Linked DNA regions of Homo sapiens: region 2 is linked to region 1. Evidence: read pairs that join two places in POLR2A ChIA-PET (ENCODE). Cell type or tissue: PC-9. All regions are shown on one strand.

The links. Peaks named below come from ENCODE experiments on the same cell type or tissue, not always from the same donor. Only the 100,000 strongest peaks of a DNase experiment are listed, where the experiment ranks them.
Region 2: POLR2A ChIA-PET joins it to region 1 with 7 read pairs; 1 of 35 experiments calls an interaction of 5 or more read pairs at or near these places.

The regions. Positions count from the first base shown.
Region 1 is chr14:33,988,541-33,991,040 of GRCh38, forward strand. The region is part of intron 5 of LOC102724945 (a long non-coding RNA gene); the gene reads right to left. Among named protein-coding and RNA genes, the nearest start is that of EGLN3, 39 kb to the left of the region's middle. In PC-9, no CTCF peak of the experiment used is centred here; DNase peaks (open chromatin) are centred at 1,411 and 1,751.
Region 2 is chr14:33,841,505-33,844,004 of GRCh38, forward strand. No RefSeq gene overlaps it. Among named protein-coding and RNA genes, the nearest start is that of EGLN3, 110 kb to the right of the region's middle. In PC-9, no CTCF peak of the experiment used is centred here; a DNase peak (open chromatin) is centred at 957; H3K27ac peaks cover 1,175 bases.

The DNA of each region.
Region 1 (2,500 bases):
TGCATCTGTATAAACTGGTATTATTCATTGTGAAATCCAGTTCAATTTCTTTCCCTCTCTATTAAACTTGCATTTATTCTTAGAGGCAGATGCTAAATTTTACTTTATTCAAAAATCTCTAGACAGCTACATCTTGTATTTTTTGAACATTAAGTTAACCTTTGAGGTTGTGACTTGAATTTTACATATTGATAAAGGTCCTAGTTTACTAGTGAATCATTTTCATGTAGTAACATTTCATACAGTACTCCATACGTCTATATGTAGGAACACAGATGATATAATCAAGATGATAAAGATTCGTTGAGCCTAGCATATGATAAGTAGAGCAGAAGAGGGTCAGCATGGACGAACATCGGAGCAGGAAGACCAGGAAGCCTACGTTCTAAGCTTTGATAATGTACATAAGTCTGATGCAGTTTCCTGATCTATAAAATGAGGGCATAGAACAAGATGACTTTGGTCCCTTTAACTTTAATATCTTGATAAGTGTCTCAAGACTGAAACCATTAGTAGTGTCAATGAACCAAATATCTCATGGGTTATTTTCTCTAGTTGTGGCAGATATTGACAAACTCTGAGGATGAGTGTGTACTTCTAGACTATCTTTTTCTGAGTTTATATTCCTTCTAGATCAGAGGTTGCAAATAAGTTGCATTTTCAGGTAGTAGCCACCCAAAGCACTGTGTTGAGGTTTCTGAAGCCAGGACCAAGCTTGATGGGAGTTAATAGTGCCATGATAAATAAGTGGTGATTGTCTTGGGCCTGGAAAGACAGAAAAACAGTATGTGTGCCCTGTACCTCATCCCTGTTGCCAACCTTTTCATTTAGATCAATATTTCCTTTATCTCCTATTAGGTAGTTCAGAGCTGAAGGAATTTTGGGGGTTCTGTATTCTGCTACTTTCCACCAGGAAAATTGAATTCATTGTAAAAGTGCTTTGGATCTGAATGTAGTTCAGCAAAGAAAATGTAGCTACTGCATCTTTGATAAGCAGCTTCAGTTTAGGTTACAAGTTTATAATGTTTAAAACAACCATCAGTGGATTCATTTAAACAACTTAATATATTTAAAGATTTAAAAACCCTGTTACTTAATATTGCTTTGGCTAAAACAAAAAATGCTTTTTGATTCTTTTGCTTTTAAGCCAGTCCCATCAGACACAGCCTAAAAGATAGAAATCGTGACCTTCCCTTACTTCCACCTCCTTAGGTCTGGATGGCTGCAGTTTTCTCTTTAGGCCACGTGACACCACAGCATGATCTGGAAAGTAATTAACTACTTTAGAAGTTAATCCAGCATATACTTTGAAGCACAAGCAATTCCATCCCTAATCGTTGCTTGGCAGATTGATTCTTCCTTCTGGCTCTTGAAACTGTACGTAGTAATTGCCCTGGAATTTAAAAATCATCTGGGGAATTCCTTGTTCCACATTTAGGGCACAAACAGCTAATGACTTAGACACGTTGTAGTGTGTGTGTGTGTGTGTGTGTGTGTGAGAGAGAGAGAGAGAGAAAGAGAGAGAGAGAGCATGTTTTCAGGGGGTGGAAAGGCAGTGTCACTGTGTGGATAGGAAATGTGTCTCTTCCTCTCACTGTAAGATCTGAAAATCTCTTATCTGACCAGATTGTAACACTGAGTTGCCAAACTAGCAAATTGATAAAGTGTTGGAATGTGTTTGCAGAGAGGAATCTTGATGGGAAGGGCTTCTTAGTTGCTCTTGTACACAGGAACTCTGGTTGCAGAACTGCCTACTTTCACGTTGGTTCTGATGATGCTGTTATGTTTGCAAAACAGTGCCGTGACTACTATCTTCAGACCAGCAATTAGCCAGCTTGTGAACTAACCATTCATTTGCTTTCTTTCCTCCATTTTTTTTTTTACAGTATCTTCATGACATTCAAACATCCATTTTTTCATCAAAAGATTTTACTTTCACTCTGTCCTCGTATGATTGATTTCCTTTTGTGTCTGTTATCTTTGTTTGATCCTTTGACTGTGTTGGGCACACCATCCTCCCTAAACTTACCAAGTTCCCTGACTTTGAGGGTGTGGGTCAGGCCCTCTTCCATTTTCTTCCATCTTCTCCAAATTTGCAGTCTCATCTAGCACTTGATTCACAAAGAAGTCTTCATTAAATGGTGTGCGAATTGACTATCATAATGGTTGTGTTTTGTTTATATTAGTTATTTATACTGTATCTCTTCAAAAACTGGGGTTTTCAACTGGGGTTTTCAGTTACCAGCTATCCGTCAATCAATATAAATCTCTGAATTGTCAAGCAGACCTCAATATTTTAGTAGTTTGAAATAATTAAATGTAATTGAACCAGTAAATTACTCCCAAACCAGAGTTGAGTCTTTGTTTTTTTAAATGTAAACTTGGCATAATAAGCACCAGTGCAAATAGAACATGTTGCAGTAACATCTCAATGTTTGCTTCCAAAGGTGTTTCTCTGTCAAACACTTCCATTCACTGAAAGAAAATAGCTTATCTTTAA
Region 2 (2,500 bases), 150 kb before region 1:
ATCTTTTCCTTTTTTTCTTCCCACTGTCCCCCACCATCAATCTAAGCTACCACCATCTTTTGCCTGCCCCTCTCCATTCCAGCAGAGAAATATTTCTAAATGTTGGTTTTACCCATGTCATATCCCACATTTAAAATCCTGCGCTAATATAGTTCTTTGGGTAAAATCCAGAATCCTCAAAGACTCCTAAACTTGTCATCTTTATCTGGCCCTGTGCTACCTCTCCAGCCTCGTCTCACACCACTCTTGCCTTTCCTTCTCAAAAACCCATGTTTGAAAGTGGGTAAACTAATTGAGGCTCTGTGGTGTGCCAGGCGGCATGGGGATTTCAAAACTGTATCAGTCACCATATCTGCCCGTATCAAGGAACTTACAGTCACGGGGGAAGAAGGACCCAGCTATGACGATTAGTATAAAGTAAAATGTGATAAATAGCATTAAAAATGTACACACGGGGGAGTTCAGAGGAGGAGGTGAGTGGAAATGCAATGCACGGGGAAGGCTGCAGAGATGTGATCTGTGCATGCACCATGTAAGATGAGGAGGCCTGGGCTGTTCCCAGATGGCATGGGAAGACCAAGAGTTTAGAGAAGAATGAATGAAAGTAGGCACATCAGCTATGTCAGGCTGATCAGGAGAGAAATGGTATCAAGAAAGAAGTGTGTGTTCAATGTCAACCACTGCAGACACCCAGAAAACATAGGCACTTAAATTTGACAACCAGAGGTCATTATAGATCTTTGAGAAAGTAGTTTGTATAAGTGGGTAATGGTTGAAGCCAAAAGACGATGGAAAAAGCGGCTCATGAGAACATGAAGACTGACTGTAATATTCCATTACTTCAAGAAGGTTGGTAACAAGGGAAAAAACCATGGCAAGAAGCAGCTTGAGAATTTAGTATTAATCATCATAGCTAGGACCAGGCAGGCAAATTCCCAACTGGGGTTGGGTTAGGTCAAAACAGAATCTCACACCATAGACACTTGGCAGGAAGCCAGGGAAAGGAAGGCATTTAAAAAGGAGTTGAGGCAGGGGGTGGGTGCTGTTTACATCCTGGGTTCACCTGGTGAATCAGTCCCCAGTCCCTGGGAGCAGCCCTAGGGGCCAACAGGAGGCAGGGGCACCCAGCCCTGCTCTCAGCACTAGCTGTAAAAAGTGCAGAACAATGGAAGCTGGTTGTAAAACTTAAGCAGATCAGACACTATAAAATACTTTGTAATGCACCATTGAGGCGACCAAATAAGAGGCTTGAATAAATTTATATTCCAATTGCTAAACATTACAGTCAATTTAAAAACCCACAAAAGTTTTGCTGAACAACTGTATAAATAATAGATCTGTCGCATTGTACAGTACCTAATAGACTGAGACATAAAACAATTGCAGCTAACTCCCTCTCACCTGTTAAATCATCTCGAAATAGATCTGCTAGCTCAACTCTCTATTTTTTTTCCTTTCAAAAAACACTGTAAGGTAATTCTCAGGTTAATGTGAATTGTATTTATTATTTATTTGCATTTTTTTCCCCTCAAAACAGAAAGCACTAGAAGCTGACAGGGCCAGAAATGTATTGTATCTGAGCCTGCCTTCCTCCCTGGAAGCTCTCCGTCCAACTTTTGGGATGTTTCTCTTCCATTGAGCTATAGTAGAATTATCAGTTGGTGGCTATTTTGTAGAAGTTGAAATCAACGTGCACACACAGTCACACAATAATACACATGCATGCACACATACCTGTATGGGTGTGTGTGCGCACACATATGTGCACAGAGAAGCAATGCAACTTAAAGAATAAGAAAGTAGGCCAAGAGCTAAAGAAAGCAAATTCTGTGTTTCTGTCATAAACATGCTGTGAGAGTGTGGGCAGACTCCCTTTCCCACTGCTTCTGGGTTCCCATCCCAAAATCATTTGATTAGCTACCGATTGCAAAACACACACTGAAACAGTACAGACATGAGGAAGAATAATCTTTCCCTCAGGTATGCATCCACATTTACAACTCAGGAGTTGAACAGCAGAGCAGAAACAAAACCCAAAAAACAACCAAACAGAAAACAATGCTTTTGCAATTCTCACAACCAACTGTAATATCGAAACAATAATTATCCCCCCTTTTCAGACACGGTAACTGGGATATAAACAGGTTAAGGAATTTGCTCAATATCATCTAGCTAATAAGTGGCAGCCCTGGGATTTTAACTCAGATTTCCCTGAGCATGCCATATAGAAGACAGCTGTAGTGCAGACAACTCAGGAACAGATAGGAAACTAACTCCCTTTTCCCGTAATCTATTTGAGGAAGATGGTTCCGAGCTGGGAAGGGGCTGCAGGTGGGTTACCTGTCTGTGTCTCCTACTCAGTATTAGAAACTCGGGTAGGGGAGCTTCATCTTTCCATTCCCGTAGCCTAGTCATAATTCTGTGTTTGGGTAAAGCAAGATTATTCTACAGAAAGAGCGTTAAATCTTGAAGAATGTGCAAGTAAAGAAGCTCGTCTGAG